Regions from separate parts of the Mus musculus genome. Here region 1 is linked to region 2. Evidence: chromatin loops called from intact Hi-C (ENCODE). Cell type or tissue: heart. All regions are shown on one strand.

What was found. A loop is a pair of places that touch in the nucleus more often than their neighbours do. Peaks named below come from ENCODE experiments on the same cell type or tissue, not always from the same donor. Only the 100,000 strongest peaks of a DNase experiment are listed, where the experiment ranks them.
Region 1: a loop joins it to region 2, with 2.8 times the contacts of the local background. A loop is called at or near these places in 2 of 42 quality-filtered maps.

What each region holds. Positions count from the first base shown.
Region 1 is chr16:13,777,337-13,785,336 of GRCm38, forward strand. Rrn3 (RRN3 RNA polymerase I transcription factor homolog (yeast)) reads left to right here and starts at 3,363. Exons shown (of 18, transcript NM_001039521.1): 1 at 3,363-3,503; 2 at 4,657-4,762; 3 at 6,737-6,793. The coding sequence starts at 3,421. It also overlaps the pseudogene Gm6354. In heart, a CTCF peak has its summit at 3,373; a DNase peak (open chromatin) is centred at 3,355; H3K4me3 peaks cover 2,357 bases; H3K27ac peaks cover 1,815 bases.
Region 2 is chr16:13,668,173-13,676,172 of GRCm38, forward strand. Bfar (bifunctional apoptosis regulator) reads left to right here and starts at 3,686. Exons shown (of 8, transcript NM_025976.5): 1 at 3,686-3,906. It also overlaps a transcript of Parn not described here. In heart, a CTCF peak has its summit at 3,869; DNase peaks (open chromatin) are centred at 3,689 and 4,559; H3K4me3 peaks cover 2,384 bases; H3K27ac peaks cover 2,450 bases.

The DNA of each region.
Region 1 (8,000 bases), 110 kb after region 2:
ACAAAGAGCACCTTTGGAAGGAAGAAAGAATAAAGTGGACTCTGGGAGTTAACAGTATAGCTCAGGGGTTTGTTTCTTAAATTAGGTGGCACAATTGTAGGTTGTATAGGTTCAACTTAAAATTAATGGAGTTATGGTTGAATCAACAGTTACTTGACAGTTTATTGATATTCCTCATGCATCATAGCCATGCATCTTGATTGTTTTTCTTTGTGATGGAGGGGAATAGGTTTCTATAAAACCACCTAATGTGCAATTATTTCCCCTGGTCTGGAGACATGAGTAATTTCTGCCTAACATTCTCCACCAGAAACTCTAAGACAACATTAGATAGAAAATCACTTCAAGACAGAAGAGTGGTATTTGGATTTATAATATTGCACACCAAAGTTATGCTTTTTGGTTAACAAGATGCTAAAGATAATTTCATTTCATAATTTTTATACAGCTTCCAAAAGTTTCATTTTTCTTTCTTACTGACAGTGGGGTACAGTCCTTTTTCCCCTGTGATCTCAAAGCTTTAATTTCTGTTGTTTTCCAAAGAAAATTTCCTCTCTTGGGGTTGGAAAGATGGCTTAGCAGTTCCCTTAAGGTGGTTCACAATAGCCTAGTTTCAGGAAATCCCTCCGCAGGCACCAGCATGAGCATGTGCCCACACACAGACACACAAATACATATATCTTTCTAACAAGAAAGAATAGGCAGGAAGGTATGGTGGTGTACACCGTCAGTCCCCTCACTTGGGAAGCAAAAACAGCAGGATCTCTGTAGGGTTACTCAGAGACACTGTCTCAAAACCAAACCAAATACCAGAAAAGAAAAAAAAGGGGTGGGGTGGGGTTCGGAAGGGCCGAAGAGATGGCTCAGTGGGTAAGAGCACCTAACACATTTTATCCTCAGCATCCACACCAGGCAGCTAATTATAGTTCTGAAAAAATAACATAAAAACAAACAAACAAAACGAGGACTTTAGGCCCAGGCTTGAGAATGTGACCTTTGTGACTCAATGCTCCAAGGCATCCTAATCATAAAACAGATAGCGATATTCTTCCACCTACCTGCTTCCTGGGTTCAGGGAGTGTTCGTTCAAAGAAAGTCACCCTGACCATTGCTGGAACCCACTATGCAAAAGTGCTATTGTTAGAGGCTCCTAGAAACTGTCTTGAGAAATAACCACACAACTATCAGGTATTTTTCTTGTGACTTCCCACTTCTTCGTGACTCTTAACTGGTATTTTTGGTATTTTCCAACAACACCCTCCCCAAACCCTTGAGTTGTGGTTTCTTCCTTTACCCTGTTACCTAGCTACTCTGCCCACAAGGTCCTTTACCCCTGTGTGGTGTAAGACTGTGGGCCCCAGAGTGCTCTTGGAATAAAAGTTCTCTTGCGGTTTGCATCAAGACCATTTCTTATGAGTGATTTGGGGTGTTGCCTCTCCTGAGTCAGAACGTGGGGGAGTCCTCACATTGTGGGTCTTTCAGTTCCAGAGGATCTGATGTATTTGTGTGCATGTGGTACACACACATACACAATAAATACAAATAAATAATAAGAACAACAAAAAACAAAGCTCCTTTCCTTGCTTCTTTTTGGCCTGGTTGATTTTTTTTTTTTTTTTTTTTTTTTTGGTTTTTCAAGACAGGGTTTTTCTGTATAGCCTTGGCTGTCCTGGCACTCACTCTGTACACCTGGCTGCCTCGAACTCAGAAATCCGCCTGCCTCTGCCTCCCGAATGCTGGGATTAAAGGCATGCACCACCATGCCCAGTGACACTGGTTTTTCTTTTACAAAGTTATATGTGGAGCTCAATAGCAGAGCATCCATCTAGTGTTCTGGAATCTAGCCTCAACATCCGAAGAAAAAGTATGCTGGATAGCAAATTCTCTAAAACTGTCTTAAGATTTATTTTATGTGTTTGGGTGGGTTTTTTTGTACATCTGTGTGTCCCTGCTGTGCTCACAGAGGTTTAAGAAGCCCTGGGACTGGGGACTGCAGTTAGAAACAGTTGTGAACCTGGATCCTCTTTTGTTGTTTTCAAGACAAGCTCTTTTTGTATTGCCTTGGCTGTTCTGGAACTTACGCGATAGTCTAAATAAACTAGCCTCAGATTCAGAGATCTGCCTGTTTGTGCTGAGATTAAAGGTATGTACCATCATGCCCAGCTCCCCAGCCTGGGTTCTCTTACCCATGGTAACATCGGTCCAACTCTCCCCTCTGGCTTTTTACCAGTCTCCACACTTCTGGCTAGGTCACTGTGTAATATGTGTTTCACACAGAGTAAGGTGTGAAAATGTGTCTAAAATGATATACAGGATCCTTCTATTTCCACCTCTCCAGTGCCTGTATTACTAACATTAAACCGGGCTCTTTACCTGAGTAACCCAGGTCCTAATAGTTACCCATTGGCTTTGAACTCCCTTTTTTTGGTGGTGGTGGTGGTGGGGGAGGAATGGATCTCTAGGAGGTGGGCCTGGGGCCCTCACTGTACAACTTGTTCCTTAGCACTATTTCCAGAATCCTTCATCACACCTGGAAGTTCTGGAGGACAAGAATTGGGGTAGATAGGCAGGCCTTCAAAGGCATCTTCTGCTCTGAAGGCCAGGCCCACTGTGGCTGGGGCCTGTGGCTTTGCTACCTGACTAGTGAAGCCACATTCCCCCAGAGTTTTCTCATCAAGGAGCTGGTTGTCCTTGAACAGCAGCTCTCCTCAGGAGGCCTCTTCATGATGCCCTCAATGATGCGCTTGAGTGCCAACACCAAGCTTGACTCCTTGGCCTCAGTGAAGATGGTGGTCTTCTTGTGTGGGGTCATGAGAAACACAGCCATCCCTGTGGCTGCTTCTGGCTTGATGCACGGGACCAAATCTGATGGCTTCTCAGGTTGTCCTCAGCAGGAGTGATCTCTCAGTGTCCCTCGGAGTCTTGCCAAAAGTTAAGAGAGCCAACATGTTGTTTGAAAACCAAAAAAATCCCAGCCGTTCGATTTTACCAATGAAGACTCAGGGGCCAGATGCTGGGGTGCAAGCCTGCTAGGTCAGAGAGGCAGAGAAAGCACCCAGCTGACCTTCCTCCTCCACTCACTTCCCAGAAGGAAACCCGCTTTGAACTCCTTTTATCCTCCCGCCTCCACCTCCTGAGCGCCAAGGTCACGTGCACACGCCTCTAAGACAAGCTTCTTTTTGAAGGAGTTTCTGAGGAATGCGGCCACCGATTGCCCCGCCAAGCTGTGCCAGCCTATTTCTAGGAAAGCTTCAGGCCGGTTAAGGTCAGACGCAAGCCTACCCGCCTTCTTGCTGCGATCCTTACGCTCTGCTCACGTGGGCCGCGTCCCGCAAGGGGCTGCCTTCTGCAGCGCCACTTCCGGGGCGGGTAGGTCGTGGCTTCCGGCGCAAGGCCGGGCGTTCGCTCAGTTCAGGCCGAATGGCGGCCCCGCTGCTTCACACGCGCTTGTCGGGCGATGTGACGGCAGCGGCCTCTGCCACGCTGAGTGCGTCGCGGACTGGGTAAGATCCGGGCGGCCTCCGCCTGCGGGTGCGGGGCTCGAGCCCGCTGAGAGCTCTCCGCATGTGCCGAGGGGGCCGGGCGTGCGGGCTCGGCTCGGGCACGCAGGAGCCTCTGGTTCCCTCGGGTCCCCTCTGCCCGGGCGAGCCTTGTCTGTTCCATTGTTTCCCACTCACTCTTGGGGCACCCTTGTGGGACTCTAGGCTAATCTTCCGTGCCTTTCCTCTTCCCTCTCTTGGCCAAGACATGGGCGGCATTTCCAGGGTTTTGGATATCTAGGGGAAAGCTGTCACTGGTGACCTATCGAATTCCAAAAATTTTGTTTGAAATTTGTTTCTGTAGAAGCAAGCAGTAGCATAGTGGAACCGTATATTATATAAGCAGTCCTTTTTGCCCAACATTTTAAAATACCTATCCCTATAAAACATTTGGAATCTAACCTTTAGATTTTGTCTGATTCTCTTGTTTAAACGAAGTAAACCTTGTAAAGCACTTAGCATAGTACTGACAATTGTTAATAAAGTGTGTATACTCTGTGTTAAGGCACTGGGGACAGCAGCTTATCCAGACACTAACCCATACCCAGCAGAGCCGGAGGCGGGGCAGTGGGGTGGGGGGGCGGCGGCAATACATGGATAAGATAGTTTCAGGTATCAGTAAATGCTATGAAGAACTACAACGTTCCAGGATAAAGCGTGAGTGTATGAGGTTCTGGTGGAGAGGGCCTCTGACATTTGAACTCCAACCTTGGGAAGAGTGTTTCTAACAGCGAGTAGCAGGTGAAATGGGAATCAGCTTGACAAATTTGAGGAATAGAAAGGACATCACGCTTTTAACAAATGATTGTATCATGAGATCAGGGTTAGGAAAGGTGGCTGGTTAAACAGGATCTTACAGGGTTAATGTGGGAATATGGAGTTTCTTTTCCTTCCCTTACTCTTAATAAGATCTCATTATGTAGCCTAGGTTGGATTCTGCCACAGCTTCTGAGACAGATTTACTGAGGGAAGAGTGGCTTCCTGGGAGAGAAGGTTGGAAGGAGGGATATCATTTGAGAAACTTAAGCCTCATCACACAAAATGATGTTGGCTCAGCCATGCTCCCTGCCGTCATTCTCTGTCATGAATTTGATAACTGGTCTTCCTGGTTCTTCAGGCTTTCCGATATGCTCGCGTTAGAGAGCGATTTCTTCAATTCTCCTCCGAAAAAAACTGTTCGGTTTGGCGGAACTGTGACAGAAGTCTTACTGAAATACAAAAAGGTACGAGGAGGTGGGGTTTGACTTTGCTTAGTCAGAGTTTAAAAGGCATTAAACCGAAGAGCAAATTATCAAGACTTTGGGTTCCTCCTCCTGAGTACAACCCCCCCCCCAAGACAGTAAAGAGAATAAGATGAACTTTAGCATTTGTGTGTACGTTTATTTAGGTTTCTCAGTGGTGGGGATTGGAACTAGGACCTTATCCACACCAGGAAAACAGGTCTAGTTGAGCTCCTACATAGCCTAAAAATAAATTTTACACTGGGCTTGGAGGCTTGTGTCTTTAATCCCGGCATGTGAAGGCAGAATCAGGTGGATCCCTGAATTTGAGACCAGCCAGGGATATATACAGCCTCTGTGTAAAACAGTGGCCCTCAACCTTCCTAAGGCTCTGTGTGACCCTTTTAATGCAGTTTCTCATGCTGTGGCGACCCCCAACCATAAAATTATTTTCTTTGCTACTTCATAAGTGTAATTTTGCTACTGTTATGACTTATAATGCGACTCTCTGTGTTTTCTGGTGGCCTTAGGTGACCCCTGTGAAAGGGGGTCAACAGCCTCAGGTTGAGAACCGCCTGTCTAAAAAGATGGGATTGTGGGAAGTATTTAGATACCATACTGAAATAGAATATATAGTGATATGCCTGATACCGAAGCTTAAAGGTAACCAAAACAAGTGTGCTGAGATTTTAGGACTTAAAATGCTGTATACAACTTGAAAACTAGCAAGTGCTAAAATTAAAATAAAAAAAAAAAATTAGCCAGGCAGTGGTAGCGCATGCCTTTAATCCCAGCACTTGGGAGGCAGAAGCAGGCGGATTTCTGAGTTCAAGGCCAGCCTGGTCTACAGAGTGAGTTCCAGGACAGCCAGAGCTACAGAGAAACCCTGTCTTGAAAAACCAAAACAAACAAAACAAAAACAAAAACAACAAAAAAAAATTAGAGCGATTTTAGTTTGTTTAACTTTTTTTTTTTTTTTTTAAAGACAGGCGTGCTATGTAGCCCTGTCTGATATCTAACTCCAGTCTTCTTGCCTCAAGCCTGGAGTTATACACATAGTCCAATTAAATAGTTTTGTATCCTTTTGAGATGGGGTCTTACTGTATTGCTTACTGGCTGGCCCAGAACTGCTTTGTGGACTTTGCTGGCCTTGAACTTATAAAGATCCAGCTGCTTTTGCCTTCTGACTGTACACCCCCATGCCTGATACCCCCTTTCTTTCTCTTCCTCCAAGGTTTCTCTGTGTAGCCCTGGCTGTCCTGGAATGCACTCTTTAGGCCAGGCTGGCCTCTGGCTCCTGAGCACTGGGATTAAAGGCGTGTGCATCACTGCCCGGCACCATTTTCTCTCTAAGGAGCTACCCAAGCTTTACTGCAGGAGAATACCTTCTCTAATGTATTCTCTGGTTTTGTGTTGCTTAAGTGGTTCTTCTAGATCTCATCACTAAAGATGAAGTATAGATGATTGTCTTATAATTCCCACCTATAGCAGTACATTTAAACAGATGCTATCATTACAGTGCTTTTTATTCATACTTTTAGAATTCTCATTAGTATCTGCTATAGTATTCAAGTGACTATGCCTCCCTTGTCCTAGATCTTTGATTCTACTAATACAAGTTCCTTGTTGCTTTGGTTGTTTTTCTTTGCTAGTAGCATAAGCTCTCCACCACTAAGCTGTAGCTACAGGCCTTGTGGTTTTTACTTTTTATATTTGAGATAGGGTTGTGTAGATGGGTAGCCTTGGATTTGCTTTCTGAATAGCTAGGATTATAGGCAAAAAAGACACCCAGGCCTGCCTTAAATATGAATTTGTAAAAGGTTTATAGTCTGGACTTTATTATAATTGTGAGGGATATGTAGACGTTTCATGGTTCCTTTTGTAGTTCCATGAGATATCAAGGCAGAATAAAAATTCTAAAGATATTTAAAGGAAACCAGAGTGATTGTACTTTAATTTTCTCTTTTCTTTGTTTAGGGTGAAACAAATGACTTAGAGTTGTTGAAGAACCAGCTGTCTGATCCTGATATAAAGGTAATTTTAAAAAAGTATTTTGCCGGGCAGTGGTGGCGCACGCCTTTAACCCCAGCACTTGGGAGGCAGAGGCAGAGGCAGAGGCAGAGGCAGAGGCAGAGGCGCAGAGAGAGGCAGGCAGAGAGAGAGAGGCAGAGAGAGAGAGGGGCAGAGAGAGAGAGGGGCAGAGAGAGAGGCAGAGAGAGAGAGGCAGAGAGAGAGAGAGAGGCAGAGAGAGAGAGGCAGAGAGAGAGGCAGAGAGAGAGAGGCAGAGAGAGAGAGGCAGAGAGAGAGAGGCAGAGAGAGAGAGGCAGAGAGAGAGGCAGAGAGAGAGAGGCAGAGAGAGAGAGGCAGAGAGAGAGAGGCAGAGAGAGAGAGGCAGAGAGAGGCAGGCGGATTTCTGAGTTTGAGGCCAGCCTGGTCTACAAAGTGAGTTCCAGGACAGCCAGGGCTACATATAGAAATCCTATCTTGAAAACCAAAAAAAAAAAAAAAAAGAAATTAAAAAAAAATACAAAAGTATTTTTTACTATGTTTATCACTTTTAATAACTCACTTTTAACACCCATGTGTGCTATAGCAAGGTTGAAGGGCAGGACTCCTTGTGGGAGTTGGCTCTATCCTTCTCCCACATGGGGCTCTAGGGTTGACTGCAGGCTGTCATGTTTGTAACCAGTAGTCTTAGTTCGTCCTCGAGCTGCTTTTTATGATTCTGTCTTATTTAATTAACTCAGTGGCTGTCAACCAAGAGCAATCTTACCATCTGCTGGTCACTTAACAATGGCTGGACCCACCTTTGCTTGTCAGAAGTCGGGAAAAACTGGCATCTAGTGTGCTTCCCCTGCCCCTCCGCCCGCCCACGTGGGCACTTAGAGGGGTGGGCTAGAGCACTTGGTGTTCTTTCAGGAGACCCAGGTTCTGTTCCCAGCACCCACGTGGCAGCTGACAACCTTCTGTCACTTTCTTCAGGGGATATGACACCTTTTTCTGGTCTCCTGCATGTACATGATGCATACATATATGCACATGCTGGCAAACACTTATACCCATAAAAAAAAGAATGAGAAAGAAGTAAGGACTGTGTCATGATTAGCTATGGTGCTGCTCCCATTTGTCTGCACCCCATTCCTCCTGACTTTTTACATTTAAGTCAGTTTATTACTACTCTAGTTACTTGACAAAAGTTACCAGTGATTATATTTTTACCCCTAGTAATTTTTCACTTCCT
Region 2 (8,000 bases):
CTGCGTCAGATCTGTGTCACGTTAGGGGCGGAGCCCGGGCCCTCCGGGCTGCCTAGAAAGGAAAAAGGGGCATTGCTATCAAAGTCTCAAGGCCTGGCCCATATGTTGGAGAAGTTTCCTGTCCTGAACCTGGTTGATCAAGAGACATATGGACTGGTTTCCCCTGGGTCTATAATTCCAGTCTGAGAAGGATGAGGCAGGAGAATTTGCAAATTCGAGGCCAGCTTAGGGAACATAATGAGAGTCTGTCTAAAAATTTTTAAATTAATTTTATATATACAAATATATAATTCTTGCTTAATTTGTGGGGTAAAGTGTTGGAGAAGTATACGTGCGCATTTGTGTGGCGGTCGGTGATCACTAGTAGTAAGCAAAGAAGGACCTCCCGTGGCTGTTCTTGTTCTCCACCTTCCTTGAGACAGGGTCTCTCTCACTGACTGAACTTGTTTCAGCCGGAGTGGCGCCTAAAATGCCAGTCTCTGACTCCCAACACTGGGTTTACAAGATTGCAGGGCTGTGCCTAGCTTTTTTTTCATGGGTGCTGGGGATTTGTCCATGAGTCTGGATGACTCCACAGCAAGTGCTCTTACCCACGGAACCATCTCTATGCCCCATATTGACTGAGTTCCGGTTCTATGCCACTCTGGTAGAAGAGAGACACTGTGATGACAAATCATGGTGGTTGTCCCATTGCAGCGTAAAACTTGGATAAGAAGAAAAAAAAAAAAAAGCCAGGCAGACATCAGACTTGCTACTTGGAAACATGATAGTTGCTATGGAGATAAAGAGCAAAATTCTGCAGCAGAGAGTGTTAGGTAATCAGAAAAGGCAGAGCCATTTTTGGGAGCCTACTTTGTGACCTAACACTCTACAAAAGTGGCAAGTACTCTTAACCTCTGAGCCATCTCTCCAGCCCTACATTCAGCTCACCTCAAAGAGTTTCAGGATTTTGTTAGCCAGCCCCTGCTGGCTTATTCCAGAGATAAAGTGTTCACAGGGGCTAGATAGTTGGCTGTTAACAACTGTAATCTTTCCAATATTTATCCTCCAAAGAGTAAATGAGACCCCGTGTGATGGCTATTCTTGGGTGTCAACTTGACAATATCTGTACTAAGCTACAATTCAGAAATGGAAGGCACACCTGTGAGAGATTTCCTGCTTGATTTACAGTGAGTGAATTCACTTCTAGTCCAGACCTCTGAGGTAGGAAGACATACATGCTTAATCCAGATCTTGAGGCAAGAAGACACACACCTTTAATCTAGATCTTGAGGTAGGAAGACACAACTCTAATCTGGGCCAACCTTCTGCTGGCAGCCTATGTAAGGACCTGGAAGAAGGAAGCGCTTACTCTTTGCCTGCTTACCCTGTAGGAAGTCCATTCCTTCACTGGCATTGAGGCCCTCCTTCCAAAAGACCAACTTAGACATCCAGCCTTGTGAGACTGAACAAGTACTAGAACCTTAGACTTGCTGGTCCCAGCTAGTCATTGTTAGATTATTTCCTCTCATATCTAAATATATACAGTTTGCTTCTTTATTTTAACAGAGTGCATTAGTGAGGGTAACCTAGGGTCACAGAACTTTGGAAATTATTCTCTGTCTCTGTGTGTATGTGTCTCTCTCTGCTTTGCACATCGGGAATGATGATACCTTTACCTGCCCTGGAGCTCGAACATCTCCCCCAGGATGCTGACCTTCAGAAACTTCTGTTAGAGACTAGACCTGATCTTCAGCTGAGATACATCACACAGGTGAGCAGCCTTGGGAAGATAGGCTTAGGACCATAGTTAGGAACTTAGTGTGAACCTTGTGTGATAAACCTCAGCGTAATACAACGTAACTTTCATTACACTAAATACTATGCATATCTATCTCCCTTCTTGCTTAAGACAGAGGCAGGTTGATCTACAGATTGAGTTCCAGGACAACCAGGGGTACACAGAGAAACCCTGTCTACAAACAAACAGGGGAAGTATGGTGGGACACACCTGCAATCCAACCATCTGGAGAGTTCATTTGAATTCAGGACTAAACCTGTTCTACAAAGGTTGTGTCTTATTTATTTATTTATTTATTTATTTATTTATAATATATGTGTGCTCTCCTGCATATGTATCTGCTGCCTGAAGATGGCATCAGATCCCATTACAGATGGTTGTGAGCCACCATGTGGTTGCTGGGAATTGAACTCAAGACCTCTGGAAGAGCTCCCAGTGTTCTTAGCCATCTCACCAGCCCAGGGCTGTGTCTTAATAAGGAAAAATAATCTTAAATGGTAAATTCTGTTATGTATCTGTTATCACAATGAAGAAAAAAAGGTTTCTACCTTTACTAGATCACTCTCTAGAAAGTAAATTCTGCTAGCACAAATCAGTTTTACTCTTTACCAACTTGAAAAGAACACTCTCATTTATTCCTTTAGAGGTGGCTGATCTCAAACTCATTCCATAGCTAAGTCTCCATAGTCTTAAACTTTTTTTTCTTTTTCAAGACAGAGCTTCTCTGTACAACAGTGCCCTGGCAGTCTTAAGAGGACTCACTTTGTAGGCCAGGCTGGCTTCGAACTCACAGAGATCCTGCCTCTGCTTCCTGAATTCTGGGGTTAAAGCGCTACCATGCCTGACAGCCTTCAACTTCGAATCCTCTTGCCTACTCCTTGCCTCGTTTGGGGATTACAGGTGTGCCACCGAGCCCAGTTCGTTTATATGCTACTGGGATCGAACTCAGCACAGCTTGGTATGTTAGTCAAGCAGTGTACCAACTGAGCTTCATTCCCAGCCCCATCTCCAACAACGTAGAGATGTTAAAATTTTGAAAGATCAAATCAATGATTGTCCAATTAAAGCAAGCTGTATTTGGGGGGTACACCTAGGCTAACTGACTGTCTCCTCCTAAATCGGGTTTTGAGAGAGCAGCCTCTGCTGGCTTATAGGAGATAAGAGTTTAAAGAGTTGTTTAAAGAGTTGGCTATTGCCGGGTCTGGTGGCGCATGCCTTTAATCCCAGCACTTGGGAGGCAGAGGCAAGTGGATTTCTGAGTTTGAGGCCAGCCTGGTCTACAAAGTGAGTTCCAGGACAGCCAGGGCTATACAGAGAAACCCTGTCTCGAAAACAAACAAACAAACAAACAAACAAACAAAACCCGAGTTGGCTATTAACACGTTTTTATAAAGATACAATGAAAGGGAAGGAACGAGGGCACGTACATGTGAATGGGGTTGCAAACAGTTTATTAAATCAGAACTGAGAAACAGGAACTTTTTCTTTCTTTGGTTAAGTTTCACTATGTAGCTTTGACTGTCTTGGAATTCACTCCGTAGACTAGACTGGCTTCGAACTCACAAAGATCATCCTGCCAAGCATGGTCTCACAACGTCATAGATTGAAAACATAGTACCATTGAGTTCTCAACAGATCTAGATCAAGGTGGGTAGCTGCGGAGTAAATGTGATAACGCCATTTTACCCCAAATTCCGACTCTATAAATAAAACTTTAAGGACTGCTTCTGTGGTTTTCTTCATAAATGTGAAGTTAAGATCTATTACGATGCATTCGGGCACTGTGGGAGACTTTGATGGCTGAATAAAGCTAGCTAAATACGGGAACGCAATCCAGCTGGAACCTCCAGACCTGGGGCGGTGACTTCTGTGCTTGGCTCGGACGAAAAGGAAGGGGCGGGTCGCGTTGGTGCGCATGCGCCCGCATGCCCCTAGAGCAGCCGCTCTAGGCAGCCGGAGGTCGCACGGGGTTGAGAGCATAAAGAGGTCTCTCCTCTATGGTTGCGGGAGCTGATCGTAGTCGGCCCCTAGGCCCAGGTTATTTCCGGAAGCGAAGCCTTGTCCTCTACTTCCGCGGGGTCCTGGCAGGTGGCGGTGACAGAGTGGGTACCAGGACTAGTGGCGAGGTGAGCTTCGGCACGGTGTGGGGTGGTAATGGTCCGGCAGGGCGCTTGGCTTGAGAGTGCGGCGCGGGAGACGGAACTGAACCCGCTCCCGGAGCTGCGCTGGCGGGGACTGAACCCGCTCCCGGAGCTGCGCTGGCGGGGTGGGTCCAGGCTCTGGGGCCTCCTCACCCCGGCCTGGACGCGTCCCAGCAGGGCTGCGGACCGTAGCCCCTTCCCTTACGAGGCGAAGACCCACGCCACTGCAGGTCTCTAGTCCTCCCCCGCGTCGGGGTCTGGGTCAGAGCCACTCGACCCTGGGGTGGTGACAGAGATGGGTCTTGTTTCCACTTACTTGCGGGCTATGGGCGCCCGCCACGTCGGCTAAATCCGAGGCACCTTCCTGTCCCAAGGCAGAGGGTTTCATAATGGGAAGTGAGGATAACGGAACATCAGACTCCAAAGTGACACCGAGGCTGACCTAGAACTTAGCTCTTCTCATTCCCATACACACGACTCAAAAATCGTGTGCTGATGAGAGCGTGTGTGTGTGTGTGTGTTTTAGAAGAGAGACGCTGTGTCTAACTGGGGACCTTTAACTGGGCAAGGGGCAAACCCCTAACTTTGGTTGAGAAGAGAAAGTGGGAGCCATTGGGTCCTCCCCACGGAAGCCCATTGGCCCGCCCTTGGAGTGGCCCCAACGTCACACCAGGAGAGGCCAATGCGAAGGAGTTTTCCTTTCACCTTTAGGTACGGACTGCACGTGCTGATGAAGTTTTATTTACTTTTGTCAGTGCTCTTTTATAAACAGCCTGGATGTGTCCCGACCAAAGTGCACGGTATATGCCAGGGAATATCGTCCATAAACCTGATGGGAAAGCTGTACTCTGTCCAGGCTGTTCACACACACACACACACACACACACCCTTTTCCCCCTTTCTCTCTGGCAGTATAAATGCTAACCACACTGTTAACAGCATTCAGTAAAATGTGACAGTTAGTAATGCTATTATTATCAGTCAGCAAACTTTTTACCTGGTCGAAGTTTGACATCTAATCCCACAATCCTTTAGCGATAATATTAGTATGGCTTGATAAATGGAAAGTAATGAAGCTCGAGGAGAACAAAGGGTGACCAGATTGGGAGCCCAGGTTGGCCTCGCTCTGAAGACTTAACTTTGGTTTTGGTTCTTTGTTTGTTTATTGGGGGGGGTGCATTTTGAGACAGGGTTTCTCTATGGAGTCCTGACTGTCCAATAATTCACACTAGGCTGGCCGAGAATACACAGAAATCCACCTGCCCGTGGGGATTAAATGCCACCATGCCTGGCTTGTTTTATTTGTTGAGAAAGGCTTTATGTAATCCAGGCTGGCCAAGAATAATTCTTGGACTTCTGATTTCTCTGGCTTTCTGAATTGAGTAGCAGGAAATGGAGAAGGGAGAAAATGAAACTCTTGAACTGAGTCTAGAAATCTGGACTTATGCAAAAGAGAGATTTCCCTGAGTGGTGTGTGCCACCATGCCCGGTTTATACACTGCTGATGATAGAACCAGTCAGCAAACACTCTACCAAATAGTCCAGATTAGGTAACACACAGATAAACCTTACACAGTTAACTTGGGTTTGGAGTGGATTAATCATCAAAGACGGTTTGGATCTTGTGAGTGGATACTTTTGACTCAGAAATCTTAACAGATGGGAGTGTAATGATCCATTTAAGATAGTTATTGACAACCATGCTGATTATGCCAGTTAAAAAATTTTAAGTCCTTTTAATTGATGACAAGACCATAAGTGGCCTTATGCCTCTGAAAATATCCCTTGCTGCCTCTGCCCAGGGATAGAGTTTTTAAAGACAAAAACCTCAAAGACCTTAATTTACCTCAAAGTTAGATGAGGATCAGAGTAAACTTTCATTCCTGGCAGGGCATAATTTTAGATGTAACCTCAAATGGGTATCCAAAGCAGACATTGGGTTGCGGAAAAGGGAAAGACAAAATACATTCAAAACAGGATGGCATTACCTTAGTCATTTCAGGAGGAACATTTGAAGAAAAAAAAAAAAAACACTCAAGGAGCAGAAATTTATAGGTGGTCTATGAACAGAGTCTAATCTTAGTAATAGAAGGAACTCCTGTGAGTTGTGATATATGGTTATTATCCCCACTGTTATAGGGATACAAAGAAAGGTAAATGACCTACCCTAGATCAAGCAGCTAATGGTTTGTTGAGCTAAGATTTAACGTGATCATTCTGCCTCAAGTTTGTGCTGTAAGTGAAAATGTTCACTTGACAGCCAGACATGATGGTGTCCCAACATTTAACAAGCCAAAGCCTGGTGGTGCAGACCTTTAGTTACTTGGTAGACCAAGGCAAGAAGATTGCAAGTTCAAAGCCTTAGTTATATGGATTGGGGCTGAAGGTACTACCTCTGTAGTAGAGTGTGTTTAGAGTGAACAAAGTCCTGGCTTCAGTTCCCAGCACTAGAGAAGTTAGTTTACTACTATGTCATTCATATTCTTTACTGAATAAAACCACAGCTGTAGGTTTTATTTAGTCTTATTTTCTTTTTCCATAGCAGGGAGTGTTGTTTTGTTGAGATGGTTTCATGCATCACTCGCTGGCTGGCCAGTGATGACCTTGAACTCTTAGTCCTTCACCACTGAGCGGCTGGGATTACAGGCCTGTGCTGTCGGGTCCAGTTTAGTGGGGAAGGTTTTGGGCAATTTGATGGGAATTTTGCTCTAGGGAGATGATTCAAACATTGAAAAAAAAGAAATTCACAAAAAGAGAATAGGAAATGAGCATTATTTAAGTTTCACTTTAGCCATACCTAGTCTGTCATAATTAGGCATTTACATGCAGATTACATGTAGTTGTAAACTTCCAGGCTCTTGTGAAGAACTTGTTTCAGGTACATAGTCAGGTCCATATCTATAAATTGCATATCTGCAAGTTCAATGGTGAATGAGGGGGAAAATTCAGTTCAATTGTGGGCTAGAGAATGTAGCTCAGTAGTATAGTGTTTATCTGTTGTGTACAGTGGCCCTGAGTTCTACCTCCAGTCCTGCCAGAAAAATCCAAGAAGTTCCAAAAAGCAACATTTGATTTTTGACGTATGCTAAGTACTACACTGAATCAAGAGGAATGAGGCTATGTGTAGGTGTACACACCCTTCGATAGCTTCCCACCATTTCACAGATCCTTAGCCTCTCCAGCTCTCTGGGCATTGTTTGCCTGGTATTCTGATCACTTGTACTTTGTAGTCAGGCTTACTGTGGTTGCTTGTATAACAAGCATGTTAAGAGATGACTAAAAGAGCCTGGTGGTGGTGGCACAAGTCTTTAATCCTCATACTTGGGAGGCAGAGGTGCATGGACCTCTGTGAGTTCCAGAATAGCAAGGCTACACAGAAACCAGAGGGATTGGAGAGAAGACTGGGGGATATAGGAAACAGTGCATAGGCCACTTGCAAACACTGTCCTTGCCCAGAAAGGACTTGCACACCCATGAATCCTGTCACCCTGGAAAGTCCCGGAGGAGACACCAAAGGAGGACTGTGTACTCTTCTGCCTTGTTCTCAGACATTCTAGTTCAAGTTCTTGAAGTTTCCCATGGGATTCTATTGAAGATATTAAGAGTCACATTAATAAAGAGTCAGATATTTGTTTGCTTCAATTTTCAGCTGCAAATATTTAGAGCCCCACTTTGCAGCTATTGTGTGATATAATAGGATTCTGTAACTTGATTCGAATTCATGGAGTCCAGATTTGGAGAGACAAATGTGGCTGGAATAGGATGTGCAAAATAAAGTCAGCAACTGCATTTTGCTTTTCTAAGAGTAGATAGAACTAAGAGGGAAAGAGCCTACAGAACCTGGAATCTCCTGCCACATTTGAATCATGTTAGCAATTCTGCTTTTGGCAGGGTTGAGAGTGAAGGTGAATGGGTTTGCATAAAGGAAAGTCTTGATTCTAAGATAGATTTACTTCCTTCTAGTGCAGTGGTCCTCGGTCTCTGAGTTTCAACAAATTTGGGGGTTGAGTGATGCTTTTTAGGGGTTGCCTAAGACCATCAGAAAACACAGTTATTTATATTAACAATTCATAAACACC